2 separate regions of the Homo sapiens genome follow, and region 1 is linked to region 2. The links are chromatin loops, found by intact Hi-C in ENCODE. Cell type or tissue: psoas muscle. All regions are shown on one strand.

What was found. Hi-C counts contacts between places; a loop is a spot of excess contacts. Peaks named below come from ENCODE experiments on the same cell type or tissue, not always from the same donor. Only the 100,000 strongest peaks of a DNase experiment are listed, where the experiment ranks them.
Region 1: a loop joins it to region 2, with 7 times the contacts of the local background. A loop is called at or near these places in 4 of 110 quality-filtered maps.

What each region holds. Positions count from the first base shown.
Region 1 is chr6:152,085,616-152,093,615 of GRCh38, forward strand. The region is part of intron 6 of ESR1 (estrogen receptor 1); the gene reads left to right. Among named protein-coding and RNA genes, the nearest start is that of ESR1, 280 kb to the left of the region's middle. RefSeq lists a silencer at 7,304-7,485. In psoas muscle, no CTCF peak of the experiment used is centred here; a DNase peak (open chromatin) is centred at 4,556; H3K27ac peaks cover 305 bases.
Region 2 is chr6:151,462,911-151,470,910 of GRCh38, forward strand. DCPH1 (damage control phosphatase 1) reads left to right here. Exons shown (of 5, transcript NM_024573.3): 4 at 1,543-1,708; 5 at 5,433-7,191. The coding sequence ends at 6,200. Among named protein-coding and RNA genes, the nearest start is that of DCPH1, 14 kb to the left of the region's middle. In psoas muscle, no CTCF peak of the experiment used is centred here; no DNase peak of the experiment used is centred here.

The DNA.
Region 1 (8,000 bases), 620 kb after region 2:
AACTGGGAGACCTGTCTGATATCCCAGCATAGGACACTAGACCTCTCACAAAGTGGCGAGGGCTCCAGAAGCAAGTGTCCCAGCTGACAAAAAAAAAAAGTTTCATAGCCTTCTACGACATGCACTTAGAAGTGGTAATGTGTCACTTCCAGCCCTTTCTGTTGATTACAAGTGAGTCATGAGTCCACTCAGTTTCAAGGGAGAGGGCCCAGATCCCATATCTCCATGGGAAGAGTGCCAAGAACACCTTGTAGAAAAGCTTGTGGATAGGAGATATTGGTGTGGTCATCCTTGGAAAACACAATCTTCCACAGTGTGCAAGAGAGGCTTCCTGCTCTGCATTGTGGCTTAATTATTGTTGAAATACCAGGCAAGAAAAGGTAGGATCCAGGGAAACAAATGTATCCAGGATGTTTTGGTCTGCCTTTTCTAGGAAAAAAGGAAACCCTCAAAGCCTCTGAGACTAGGTCACCCCAGTGGGACTAGAAGTTCCACGTGGAACCTTCTGCAAACTCCTCTGCAATAGATGGACTGTGCATTTTCCAAATGTGTCTTTACATCATCTCCTTTCTGACCTTGGGAAGATAGTAACTGACTGTGGAGTAGGAAATCCAGAACCCTGATTGTTTTAAAATATATTACAGATACAAGTAATGAAAAGAAGGCTCCTAAGGAAAATATAGATCCGTAATGGCTTTGTCCCAAAAGCTATTAGGCTATAATATTTTATTACAAAGGCTATATTTATTACAAAATGTATTTAAATAAATACTTAATATTTATTTAAATAAATAATATTTATTTTATTATTAATAATTAATATTTAAATAAATATAATATTTCTTACAAAAATTAAAAACTGGGACTTTATATTTAAAGGTGAGACATTAAATTCTTTTTAAAAAGTGCACATGTAAGATTTTTTTCTCAAGTCAACTGAACCAGTTCATCAGTTTCACTATGAATGTGTTGATGCACCAAGTATTTACTTTCTAGAACATCTAGTAGACGTCACTAAAAAATTATACCAAGTTGAAAAATGTCACTGAATCAGAGGCATGTGGTTGGTTATGTAGTCATCTGTGCCAGCTGGGAATATAGCAATACCAAATGAACAGCACTGCCATGTTCCCTTGCTGGGTTCCAGCAAAAACACTCATCTTCACTGTCGTCTCTCTTTGAGACCTCTTAGAGAGGACTTTGATGAGTGTATGGTCTTATACACACTAGTCTAACAATACACATTTGCTCAAGGATTGGGTTACGAGCAGGCTCTTCACCTTTCAGGTGAACAATTACACATCAGGAGAAGGATGGAAGTTTCCTATCTATGAACAAATATTTCCCAAAGCAATAATCTCTTTATTCAACTCACGTAATGAGAAGTCAGTTCCTCTGTGCCATAAAGCAATCTCTTTGAAGTCTTCAGTAATGTTGAGGGTTTTAATGTTGAGGGCTTTATCAAACTAAACATTCAAGTGTCTTAGGCTTTCCCCTTAGTTCTTTGAGCAAATTGGTTGCTATGAAGTATGTTAGTGTTCCGAATGAATGGATAGCATGATGGGGGATGTCTAGGTGGTTCCAGAATTTAGATTGTGGTTTCCATAACAAAGTGTGGCAGTATTGGCATTAGGGAAGAGAAATGACTTCTAAATAACTTCTCAAAGTTTACTAAAGCCTTAAGAATGTAGGAAATGGCCACAAAAGGAGGTATACAAAACATTCCTCTGTCTTTATTCCTCTTTATACAAACGTATTCACTTTCCCATCAGCAAGTCATAAAATACTTCTCATCTTGCATTACAGTAGGACACCTACTATAACAATAGGCTACAAAATGTATAATGGCTCAAACACCTAGCAGTTTATTTCTTATTTACTTAACAATGCTGGGTCCACGAACATGTTGATATCATAACCCTCTTTTATGTGGTCACTCAGGGACTCAGGCTGTTGAGGGCTCTGTCATCATGAATGGGTGGCTTCCAAGGTCATCCTAAGAGTTATCTCCATTCTAACCAGTCCAGCCAGAAAGGCAGAACAGGCTTGGAGGAGCAAAGATATCCATGGATAGATCATCCTCTTAAAGTCATTGTAGCATTGTGATAGGGCTCTTTTCACAAAACAAGGATACAATCCATGTTTTCAAGATTTTACATTTTAGTAGCCACAATACAAAGAAGCTAAGATAGTCTTGTGATTTGTCATCATGGCTGTTAATGGAGAGTGTTTTAAAAGCACTGATATCAGGGCTCCACCCTCAGCTTCCAATCATCAGGTTTGGATGGAACCTGACAGCTGCATCTTGTAAAACTCCACGGGAGATTCTGAGAGACAGCCAAGTTTGAGATTCACAAACCTTAAGAGAAAAAATCTCCTTGAATTGCCATAACAAACTACCAGTCTAATAAAACATACATATTCCTTTGACTACTCTTAAATGAAACAAATAGGTAATAATTTACCTGTACATATAATTAAAAATGTAATGTATTTTATAACCATCATATAAAGGAGAAATTATATTAAACTATATTAAAATAAAATGATATATATTTCAATGCAGATGCCCAAGCTTGACTAAAGTAGGAAACATAATAAAGTAATAAAATGCTTATATGTACTTATAATGAATGTTTGGCTATGAGAAGATGATCAGAGGCTTTTTGTCCAAGAAGTACAGGCATATGAAAAAGTAGAGCAAGAGATGGACACCAGACTGAGAAAACTAAAAACTAACCAACCTATTTGTGTATGATAAAAGGAGAGAAAAAAAATTGATTAGTAAAAATATGCTACCGTGTGGTCTGAATGTTTGTCCCTTCCAAAACTCATGTTGAAATTTAATCCCCCATGTGGCAGTATTGAGAAGTGGGACCTTTAAGAGGTGATTGGTTCAAGAAGATTCTGCGCTCATGAGTGGTTGAAACCATTCACGGAATAACGGGTTAATGGATCAATGAGTTATCCCAGGAGTGGGACTGGTAGCTTTATAAGAGAAGGAAGAGAGACCTGCGCTAGCACACTCAGCCTCCTTGCCATGTGAGCCATCTCGGGACCCCGCAGAGTCCCCAGCAGAAAGAAGGCCCTCACCCAATGTGTCCCCTTGACCTAGGATTTCTCAACCTCCATAACTGTAGGAAATGAATTCCTTTTCTTTGTAAATTATCCAGTTTCAGGTATTCTGTTATAAACAACAGAAAATGGGCTAAAACACACGCCAAGAAAATTGAAAGACTGTGGAAGTGAAAGAAGAATAAAAAATGAAGTAATTTTGCAAATGAGTCTGGCTTTATTATAAGTGTATTGTCAAAGTGATTCCCTTTGTTATAAGATGAAAAAGAGCCAAAATGGATAGAAACATTTATCCTATCTTAATATCCCACTACATTCAAGGCAAATATTCAGTCAGTCTCTAGAACTTAACAAGGCCTTGGAGATGATATCCTTTGGATGAGCAATGGAGAAGACAAGATGGATTGGAAAAAGAAACAAACAAACAAAAAAACATGTAAGAGGCTATCAGGAAAACTCTGGAGACGATGTCAATGTAAAACAGATACAAACCTCAAAATAATTTTAATATGTACATTGCACAAAAATGGACTTCTTATCATGTTACAAATTTATTTTAAAACATATAGGAGGCAACAACAATATTTCATTGATGTGTACTATTTTATAATTGTTGGCTCTAATTTTATTTAGTAGAGTCTTACATCTCCTCTCTACATATTTACATCCGGTTGTATTGTTTTTGTAGTACCTGTTCAACTGCACTGAAATCATTTCAATTAAATGCATGGTTGAAAAGCTGACATAATACATTCAATTGCCAAATTGCATAAAGTGAATAAGCTATTTAATAATTTGGAGAAAATATATTCCATTTAAACTTCCTTCTCTATAACCAGTTCATACACTGGACCTTTTGGGCACAGCCATGTGAAAGCTTTTCAAAACTTTTCACTACTTTTTTTTGAGACGGAGTCTCACTCTGTCACCCAGGCTAGAGTGCAGTGGTGCGATCTCGGCTCACTGCAACCTCCACCTCCCAGGTCCAAGTGATTCTCCTGCCTCAGCCTCCCGAGTAGCTGGGATTACAGGCACCTGACACCACACCTGACTAATTTTTGTAATTTTAGTAGAGACAGGATTTCACCATGTTGGCCAGGATGGTCTTGAACTCCTCATCTCAAGTGTTCCGCCTGCCTTGGCCTCCCAAAGTGGTGGGTTACAGGCATGAGTCATTGCACCCAGCCACTATAGATTTTTATTTGTAGTAGATTTAGTTCAGTAGGGCATTTGAGAGGCATAGGAACTGGAACAAATCCTTCATTGTTTGGGACTGCCTTGCACATTGTAGGACATCCAGTACAGTCCCTTCCACGAAGTGGCAGCAGCAGCCTCGGGCTGTCCAAACACCCTGTTAGGGACAGTGCCACTCCCGGAACCACAGAAGAACCACAATCATAGGAGAAGCATACAACAAACATGGTGTTCATCGGACGGTCAGCTTCAGTGGCACTTTTGAGCAAGCACACTATTTGGTTGTAGAATGAGTCCCTGGCAGGGCACCCGAAAGGCTGATGTGTGACTCATCCCTAGTACCTCTGAGAATGCTGAAATCTCCTCCTTCTCCAAGCTGAGTGGCAGCTTTCTGGTCCAGACTACTTAAATTGTGACTTGAGGAATTTTCTTCACTTTTTCCTTTGAGTCATTCTGTTTTTGATCAAGATGCGATAGAATGAAGGATTCTTTCAGGGTCTGCTGTCACATCCTTCCTTTGGGAACAGATAGAAAATCTGGCCTGGCTTGAAGAGTTTGTCCTCAAACATCTGGTAAGCCATAGGCATCAGCATCTCTTACTTCTCCAGAGACATTTAGATGTGTCCCCCATCTCCATGGAGGCCCATGGCAAGGGGACCCCTAGTTGTACTAGAGCTTCCTTCTGGGCACAGCCACACTGCACAGGCACTGCAGTGTACAGCACAGCTCCTCCAGCTTCCGGAAGACTCCATTATCTAGAAAAGTGCTGAGAAATGGAGAAGGGGGTTCCTCTGGGGTGGAGATGGAAAGAGGAAAAGGAAGGGAGAATGTCCAAGCAAAATGAGAGAAGGTGAGGGACAGCAGAATTGAGAGTGAGGGAGAGGGAGAGAGCAAGAGACTGGGTTGAGATGTCTTGTACATGGGGGTGTCCTCGTGGCTTCACTCCCCTTTCGTTTGTACCACTCCGTTTCCCCAGACTCTTCCTAAATATCCCCTTATTGGCTACAAGATCCAGATTGCCTAGAAGCTCAGATTTGCTGACAGCACCTCAAGACTGGTTAATGACATATAGATTTTTTCTTGTTTCCATCTTTGGGATTTGGAGCAATCTCCAGAGTTGCAAAAGCCTACCTTGTTGCAATAATATTTTTGAGGGTCCACACTGTCTGCTCACTTGCTCTATGCTGCTGGGCACAGTGGTGTGGCCATCCAGGGTGGGAGAGACCACCTGGGATATGGAAATTACCAGCAGCCCTGTTTTGCTCTTGCAGTGGTTGCCAAAGCACACGAAGCATTCTGGGAATCTGAATTTCTGTTGTTTCTCCCAAATGGCCCCTGAAGGGCAACAGGCAGCACACATGGACCACATTTTGCCAGAAAAGTCCAGAAAGAAGATGGCTGCTGTTGTCAACTATTGGCATTTCAACAGGACCTATTTTTATTTCTCAGTATATTTGCACAACTAGGAAGCATCTGCTGACAAGGATGAGATGATAAGCTGTATTGATGCCAAAACAGGACTAGAAAAACAGGCTTGTTCTGCAAATGGCCTGCATCCTGAGAGTCCGTGTTAAGAACATTCTCTCTCTGCAGGCAATATCTGCTCTTAAAACATTAACACTTGAAAGGAAGTAAGGCTTGGAATCCTTAGCATAGTTATGCACACACTAGGTTCTCAGTAAGTGCATGCTGGATGAAGGAACCCACACGCACCTTAAGGAGGATGGAACATTGGCAGCCCAAGAAAAAAGTCACTCCCCAGAGGCCGAGTGCCATGTCTTTGACCTCCATTGGCAAGGTCATGGTGAAATGCTGTCTCTTGGGGTCGCTGAGGTCCCAGCACGGTGTGCCTTCACACCGTGCAAACAATAAGAAGAGAAGAGAGGCACACATGTCACCTTTCCAGGCAGGGACATCCAAGCTGTTTGAGTCTCCATTCTGTGATTTCCTTGAACAAGAAAGGGATTATTGGTGAATGAGGCCAGCATCCTGGGTGGGAACAAAAAAGGAAATTGGTAGAAAGTACATCATCCAAGTTGGTCTAACTCAGCCCTGTGGCTTGGGCGGGTTCCTAGGATATCCAGCCGGAGGCAGAGGCTCTAGGGGATGTGAGGCTGCACTGGGTATGATGACACAGAGGACTGTGAGAGGCAGAGAAAAGGGGAGAAGAGCTGAGGCCCTCCTAGCCCTAACCTCCCAGCTCACACCCTCTGCTATCTGCCACCTCCAGGCCAACACCACGGCCATGGGAGGTTTGCCCATTTTTCTGATAGACACATTCTTTCTCTACCAACAGCCCACATGGAACATAAGTGAAGTAATTCAGCAGTTTCCTTCTTAATCTGCTGTCTCTCTGCTGCTTACTCATTCTGTGCTGTTTGCTTTAGATCAAGGTGCCCCAGGGTACCAAAAGCTACATTATCCTATTCAACTGCATGGAAACCAAGATCCCGACCATTCTGGTTTGTTGTTATTGTTACGTTAGTTTTAAACCTTAGCCATTTTCCATTCTGGGCAGTTACAACTCTGTTTACTATGAGTTCCTCTGTGTAGATGTTTCTCCCATACCCGACCTACAAACTGCTACGTGAGCAGTAACTTGTCACCATGTTATCCGCATAAAGTCAGGGATTGATAAACTTGGGAGCCTTTAGCTCTTGAAGGTGCTGATGAGGAAGGGGAGAGGGGAGGAGAAGGAATTTGTTTGTGAGATGGTCAGTGGGCTGAATAGTGGTATGACCAAAAAGTGTTACTATAAATACACATAATCTGGAAAACAAAAATACTGTCATCTCCTCCCTGCAAGGCGCTGTGATTAGGCAGGATGGAGCTTATTGCTGCAGTGTTAGAAAATGCATCCTTGTAGTCCCAAAAAAGCCTGTTCCATCCTGCCCATCTCTTGTTCTCAATACTTCTTACTTCACGGTCACTCATTTTCTTCCTGTCCTTGGGTTGAGGTCTCAACTTCTTGTAATAGAATTTTTTCAGTTATAAGCGACAGAAATCCAACTCACACTATCTTAAGCAAAAAGGGGATTCACTGATACGTGTGTTAGGAAGGATATATGAAAGCTCAAAGGTCAAGTGAAAAAAATGTAAGAACGAAGACCTTGGTGGGGTGTGGTGGCTCACGCCTATCATCCCAGCATTTTGGGAGGCCGAGGCAGGTGGGTCACAAGGTCAGGAGTTCAAGACCAGCCTGCCCAAGATGGCGAAACCCCATCTCTACTAAAAACACAAAAATTAGCCGGGTGTGGTGGCAGGCTCGTGTATTCCCAGCTACTTGGGAGGCTGAGGCAGAGAACTGTTTAAACCTGGGAGGCAGAGGTTGCAGTGAGTTGAGATGTGCCACTGCACTCCAGCCTGGGCGGCAGAGTGAGACTCTGTCTCAAAAAAAAAACAAAAAAAAAAAACTAAGACCTTGTGACTACTACCTACTACCTGGATCTCTCTCTCTCTCTCTCTCTCTTTCTCTCTCTCTCTCTCACCCCCCCACACTATCACCTCTCCTTGTTGTCAGTAGTTTCCTTTCTGCAGACAGGAGTTCCATGTGCTGGGAAGAGGGCCATTCAGAGCCTCGTATTCTCATCCTCTCAGTTTAGCAATGCGAGAAGAAAAAACTTTTGTCTCACAACCTCATATACAATCTCAGAAATAGGCTCTTATTTTCTGGCTTGAGGCTGTCCAGAGGCACCAGGCACTGTGATGGTCTCACTTTCTGTCCTGGATCT
Region 2 (8,000 bases):
CCAGGTAGTAAATCTTTTAGGCATAGGGGCCATGTGGTCTCTGTTGCAGCTGCCGAACCTGCCATTGTCGTGTGAATGCAACCTTAAATAATATGTAAGAATGAGCATGGCTGTGTTCTAAAGAAACTTTATTCAGCGGACACCGAAATTTGAATTTCATGTGTTACAAAATACTACTTTTCTTTCACTTTGTTTTCAGCCATTCAAAAATATAAAAACCACTCTTAGCATGTGAGTCAGACAGAACAGGTGGTGGGCCGGATTGGGTCTGTGCATCCGAATGATTTTTATCCTTTTAAGTCACCTTGAGAGACTGACTGATTTCAGCGGTGCTGCCATTGCTAAAACCATCTTTGAATTATTTGGAACTTCTTTCAGAGCCAGTTTACATGCCTCAAAATGAAAATTAGTCTTCCTGTATTTTTACTCATTTTTGATTAAAAAAAAAGTTTTTATCCAATTTGATCACACACCTCATTCTACTGAAATCACTCCGAGTGACTTTTGGCTGTTTCCAAAAATAAATTGACTCCAAAGGATGAAGATATGTGATCACTGACAGGAGGTTTAATGATGTGCCATAGGTTCTGAAGAAAATTCCTAAAGAGGAATTCCAAAAGTGCTCTGAGCAATGGCAGCGCCCTTGGAATAAGGGTGTAGCTTCCCGAGGTGACTGACTGGCTGGAAGGAGGCAGCCATCATTTGGATGTTTAAATACTGGTATGTTATTTAAAAAAACAAAACAAAACAAATCAAGCCGATTACATCAGTGTTAGATTGTTTTTACCCTAACATGAATGACCCATGGAAAAAGTAGCTAATTTGGAAGACCCAATAATCTGAATGTCTTTTATATTCAATTCAGTAAAGATTATTATATTAGTATTTATATCTCCTTAGTTATGATTTTCTTAGGCCAATATAATATGATTTAATCTCTCACTGGAAAACATGAAGGTGTAGCCATGCCACATATATCACCTTTGGTTAAAGTTGCCCAAAAATACCTAAAATTAGTGATAAAAAATTATCATTCTTCTAAAACTTACAATAGTATTGTCTGATTTATCTTAAGTACTCATTGTATTTCCATCATACTCTGTGTTTCATTCTGTTAATGATTGCTGCATTGTATTCAAATATTCTGTTTATATTCTATACATTTGTTACTGGAACTCTGCCACATCGGTGGTTAAAAAATGTTTGTTGAACTAAAGCAGTTGTCTTGAAATTTATCTTTCTCCTTCTTGTGCCCTGGAATCCCTGCTAGGTAGATAATTATGAGCATAGTCACTATCACTATTTAATATGTCCAGAAAAATACTTGATTTGGGAACTTTTTTGACAATTAAAATGAGTTTGAGAGATTTTTGTGTAATTTGATTATTTAGTATTAAGTTTTTCTAGTTAATTAGATAAATGTTATATCTAGTTTCTGTTAGCACTGATTATTGAGACTGTATGGTGCTATTTTCTTTCAAGAACTGCAGTTATCCAAATGTACAAACTAAAATGTTTCACTTTGTTTTTCTCCTACTTTAGTCCACCAATCGATTACTTTGATGTATTTAAAGAATCAAAAGAGCAAAATTTCTATGGGTCACAGGAATCCATCATTGCTTTATGTACTCACCTGCAACAATTGATAAGAACTATTGAAGACCTAGATGAAAATCAGCTGAAAGATGAGTTTTTTAAACTTCTGCAGGTAAATGTGATCATTAATCTTCTGAGTATGTTTTATTTAAACAGAAAATAAACTGCTATACAGTTAACAAAACATGTAAATATTTTTCTTTGCTATAATTGATGATTTTTTATCTAGTGGTGTTAAAAGATGAAAATCCATTTAATTGCTAGAAATGGGTTTGAAATATTTTTCTGCTCTCACTGGCTATGATTTTAGTGGCAAAGAAGTTATCTGACTTCCTAGCTTCTGTCATACTTGAGAGAATACTTCATAGTAATTTGCTTAGCTTTTGTCATGCTTGAAAGAATTCTTAATAGTAATTTGGTCTCCCAGCTGACTTGGGTGTGTGTTGGCTCTGTGGCTAATTTGTGTTTGGACCTGAGGCCTGTCACTTAATTTCTCTGGGCCTCAGTTTCCTCCTCTGTTCAGTGAGGATAATGTGTACTGTGTAATTTGATGTGAGAATTCAACTAGATGCTTGCATGTGAAGTGCTGAGCACAGAGCCTGGGATACAGCCTGCTGTTAGCATCGGTAGGTGATAATACTCGGGTATTCAGTTGGCCCATTAATACAGTTTCATTACATTTCTTTATCTTGTATTCAGTTTAGTTTTTAATTCATGCAAACATCCTGAAATTTACAACACATTATTAGAATCAGAACTATTAGGAGACGTGGTACACAGCAGTATCCCCAGCCCTCACATTTTCCAGAAAAAGTGAGGAAGACTTTCAAAAAGAAATGTTAGAAAGTGCTATGAAGAGAAATAAAGCAGGAAAAGGGCGTTGGGAATGTTGGAGAAGGGATCAGGGCTGCCAGGGAAGGGTCCATGGAGGCTGAGGCCACAGACCTGAAGGCAGGGAAGGAGTAAGTCAGGTGTATGTCTGCGGAGTACATGGAGAGGTGAGAAAAATTGCAAGGAAACCCTGTAGTTACTGAGAGGTAGCGGGGTGGAAGGGACACAGAACGGCTTGTATTAAATAAATTTTTACTAAAAGTGAAACAGAAGCCATCAGAGGGTTTTGAACAGAGAGGTAATGCTATTTGACTATTTCAAGGAATGTTTCTGAGAATAGACTGCAGGGGCTGAAGGTGGAAATGGGGAGAGCTGGTCTGAAAATGACTTGGGGAGGGAGGTTGGGGCCAAGTTGGTAGCATAAGAGTTAGTGACATCACCAGAGCCTGGGTGTTCTTTGAACATAGAAGCTACAGAACTTGCTAACAGATTATACCTGGAGACGAAGCCCTGGTGAGACCCCGAGGGCAAGCAAAGTCACAAATAAAGGCATATTTTGAGTTCAAAACAAAAATTGTCAGGACATTGTTTTGTTTTTTGAGACAGAGTCTCGCTCTGTTGCCCAGGTTGTAGTGCAGTGGCACGATCTCAGCTCACTGCAACCTCCGTCTCCCGGGTTTAAGCAATTCTCCTGCCTCAGCCTCCTGAGTAGCTGGAATTACAGGCGTATGCCACCACACCTGGCTAATTTTTGTATTTTTAGTAGAGACTGGGTTTCGCCATGTTGGCCAGGCTGGTCTTGAACTCCTGACCTCAGGTGATCTGCCCACCTTGGCCTCCCAAAGTGCTGGGATTATAGGCATGAGCCACCTTGCCTGGCCCAGGACATTGTTAACTAATAAACCTTGTTTTTTGTTTTTTCCTGTTAACTCTGCCTTATGCTTAGCCTTGGAATTAAAAAAAAAAAGACTGGCATGCTAGTTCTTGACTCCTAGCTAGCCCATTCTTTCAGGGAATCATCTTCTTTGAATGTGTTCTTTGTCCCATAGTATAATAAACTATGAAGAAGAATGAGCATGCATCTATTTTCTGTCATCTGATTTAGCTAACAACTTCTTCACACTGTCACTGTGCTCCCAAGTGAAGGGGGCCAGAGTTGCCTCCATTTGGTGTCCGCAGTGAGCAACAGGTTAACGTTTCAAGGGAAGCTTGAAAACATTCTCGTTTTCAGAGAATGTTGATCTCTTTCAAAAGTCATAGCACTCTCCCACTGTCGACACACACATTTCTGGGGCTACTGTGTCAAATGCCATTCTAGGTGCTGGGCACGTAGTGGTAAAACAAGAACAGGCTGATCCTCCCTATCAAAACTTGTAATCTTGAGGGAATATAGACAATGAAGTAATTGCACAAAGAGCTATGCCATTACAAACTGGAAGACGGTGTGAAGGGAAAGTGCAGGAGGCTAGCACAGAACCTGCTCTCAGTCGCTGAAGGCCATCGTGGACACCATTGTATGAATTTCTTCAGGAAACTCTAGAAAAAGGTGACCTTGGACACTTTAGTTATTATTTAAGCCTTTTTTTTAAAAAAAATTTATTCATTTATCTCTTTTTAAAATAATACTGTTCGGCCGGGCATGGTGGCTCACACCTGTAATCCCAGCACTCTGGGAGGCCGAGGTGGGCAGATCACCTGAGGCCAGGAGTTTGAGACCAGCCTGGCTAACATGGTAAAACCCCATCTCTACTAAAAATACAAAAAATTAGCCAGGCGTGGTGGTGGGCGGCTGTAATCCCAGCTACTTGGGAGGCTGAGGCAGGAGAAAAGCTTGAACCCGTGAGGCAGAGGTGCAGTGAGCCAAGATCGCACCACCGCACTCCAGCCTCGGTGACAGAGGAGACTCTATCTCAAAAAAAAAAAAAACAAAACCCTATTGGTTGGAACATGCATTCTCCTTATTTTAAATCACAAATGAGGGCCTGACAAGGTGGCTCATGCTTATAATCTCAGCATTTTGGGAGGCCACGGCAGGAGGATTGCTGGAGGCCAGGAGATGGAAATTAGCCTGGTCAACATAGTGAGACCCCATCTTTATTAAAAAAAAAATCACAAATGAGAGTAGAGTCTGTTTTGGCTAGTGTTTATTGAGTACTTCTATATGCCAGGTATTTGGTACATTATTTACATGCATTATATCAATTCTCACAATAATTCTGTGAGGTAAGTACTAGTATCTCGTTTTTCAGTTGCAGGACTTGAGCCTTAGAGAGCTTAAGTAATTTGTTGATGATCATAAACTGAAGATGCTGAGTTTGAACCCAGGTCGAGCTGGAAGTCCTAAACGTGTAATTTTATGGCTTAAAAAAAAATAGGCCTACATACTGTTTTTCTACAAAATGTAATTGAGTATTAATTCAATTTAAAGCTGAATAAGATAATTGATTACAATGGGTCTTTAGTTAACATGACCTTGTTTAAAAAGTAGCGTCTTTAGATATCACTTTGTTCAGTTTTTTAAATTTTACAAATGAGAGAACCAAATCCCAGAGAGGTGTCACGTCCTAAGGTTATGCAATTAGTGAAAGAAACTGGACAGTTCTGCAGGGCCAAGGAGGAAAAAATAAACTTTTATTTCTTCTCTTGACTCTGGATTATATGGGCAACTTTGAGCCTCTCTTCACACATCCGATGATGTTCTAATATCTGCAAGCTGCAAAAACTTTTATTCTGAATAAACAATGTGAGTGCTGAAATAATTGAAACCAGTTTTTTTAAGTCCATTACATACTGATGAATTAAAAATTTCAGTTTTATCTTGTTAATACAGCATCATGTGAAATAATTTTTGTGCATTGTTAGAGAAAGTATAGATTTGATGGTCATGTAAAGAGTTTTGTAGATATTTAGTAGTTTTTTAGCAATGTCCCCCCATCCCGCTACATAATGGAGTTTTGTTGGCTATTCAGAAGAAGGGTGAATATTTTGTACTTTTTCTTTTTCAGATTTCACTGTGGGGAAATAAGTGTGATCTGTCTCTCTCAGGTGGAGAAAGTAGTTCTCAGAATACCAATGTACTAAATTCATTGGAAGACCTAAAACCTTTCATTTTATTGAATGATATGGAACATCTTTGGTCATTGCTTAGCAATTGCAAGAAAACAAGAGAAAAAGCTTCTGCTACTAGAGTGTATATTGTTCTCGATAATTCTGGATTTGAGCTTGTTACAGATTTAATATTAGCCGACTTCTTGTTGTCCTCTGAACTGGCTACTGAGGTTCATTTTTATGGAAAAACAATTCCATGGTTTGTTTCTGATACTACTATACATGATTTTAATTGGTTAATTGAACAGGTAAAACACAGTAATCATAAGTGGATGTCCAAGTGTGGGGCTGACTGGGAAGAGTATATTAAAATGGGTAAATGGGTTTACCACAATCATATATTTTGGACTCTGCCTCATGAGTACTGTGCAATGCCTCAGGTTGCACCTGACTTATATGCTGAACTACAGAAGGCACATTTAATTTTATTCAAGGGTGATTTGAATTACAGGAAGTTGACAGGTGACAGAAAATGGGAGTTTTCTGTTCCATTTCATCAGGCTCTGAATGGCTTCCATCCTGCACCACTCTGTACCATAAGAACATTAAAAGCTGAAATTCAGGTTGGTCTGCAGCCTGGGCAAGGGGAACAGCTCCTGGCCTCTGAGCCCAGCTGGTGGACCACTGGAAAATATGGAATATTTCAGTACGATGGTCCCCTTTGACTTGATTTAGGAGCTCTCAGTTGCATAGAAAGATCTGGTGAGCACCTTTTCATCCCCAGAAAAGGAGCACGTGAATTGAGTCGCCTGGCGGCTCTGTACGCGCTCAGGGAAGCTTAGCTTCTTGGTGCCCATCTACGTGCACTGGATGATTTTTCTTTTGAACATTTTGCCCCACTACACTGTTTTGGGGATAGCTGGGTTAAGCAAGTTAAAGATATTTACATTTATATTGGAATTTTAGCAACTTTTTTTCAGGTTAAATATATAATTTCAAGTGCTTTTAATGAACTTATTTTTAATTGGCTAGGGAGCAAAAAATAAGTGAGTTCTGCTTTTAGTTAGTTAACCTTGTTCTTTTCTTAAATAGTACACTGCATGGTATTTAATATTCCAGGAAGCATGGGATTTTATTTTGCTTGATTTTGGGCACATGAAATAATAGCTCTAGGAAAATGCGCATCTTAATGACTCTTTGTAAAGAGAGGCATTTCTTACAACTGTGATGTTTGCTTACATAAAAGTTACCTCATAAGTTAATTCTAACTTTTATTCTTGAATTTTATTTCATTTCAATAGCTTGTTTCATTTGCACGCCTTTGTATTTTGATTGACCTGTAGAATGGATGTTAGGAAACTCAAAATTGAACACAGTGAAACAAATGGTATTTGAAGAAATGTAATATCTTTTATATTCTATTTATGATATCCATAATCAAATGAGATTATTTTACCACATAAATGTTTTAAATATCAGATTTTTAGTTTGCAGTTTTAGGAAAATGCTTTAGATAGAAAAGGTTCTTATGCATTGAATTTGGAGTACTACCAACAATGAATGAATTTATTTTTTATATTCTTACACATTTTATTGGTCATTGTCACAGATAGTAAATACTAAAAATTTCAGGTCAGTTTGTTTTGAAACTGAAATTGGAAATAAATCTGGAAATGTTTTGTTGCACTAAAATAATAAAATGAATTGTACTGAAAATCTCCTTGGTTTTATTTTCTAGTGGGGAAAAGTCAAGAAAGGAAGATTAAAAATGAGATTTATATAAAAAGAGACATAATATATATTCTAGATGTTGCCAAAAGCAGTTATTAAATATCATTTATAAAAGGTTATTAGTCTATGCTCTTGCTAAGTATTAAAAAAGATTTTTGCAAAATGTTTATATAAAGCTGTACATTTTGAATCTACTGTGTTTCTTTATCCACATGTGTGCCTATTTTAAAGAGTAAGTTTGTAAAATGCTTCCATATTAGAATTATTTGTAGGCATTTGACATAATTTAGAACACAGTTGTATATTTAGGTTGACTTCATAGCCACCGTGTGAGCTCCAGCACTGGAAGTAGTTCAGCACCCCCACTCCCCCATGAAAAAGAGCAAGGAAGCAAACTAGTGCGAGAAAGGTGGCACTGAGGAAGAGGAAGTCAGGTCAAGGTGGAATTTTTTTTAATGCTTAGCAGGAGGAAGGGCCTACCTATGTTTTCACCAGTTAATTTTTAAGTTTTAATGTTAGTTTAGTGTTGTTTTATTTTTAAGACAGGGTCTCGCCCTGTTTTCCTGGCTGGAGTGCAGGGCATGATCACAGCTCACTGTAGTCTTGACCTCCCGGACTTAGGCGATCCTCTCACCCCAGCCTCTTCAGTAGCTGAAAATATGGGTGTGTGCCACCATGCCCAGCTAATTTTTTTTATTTTGTAGCGATGAGGTCTCACTATGTTGCCCAGAACTGGTCTCAAACTATTGGCTTCAGCCTCCCGAAGTGCTAGGATTATAGGCAAGGCCACCGTG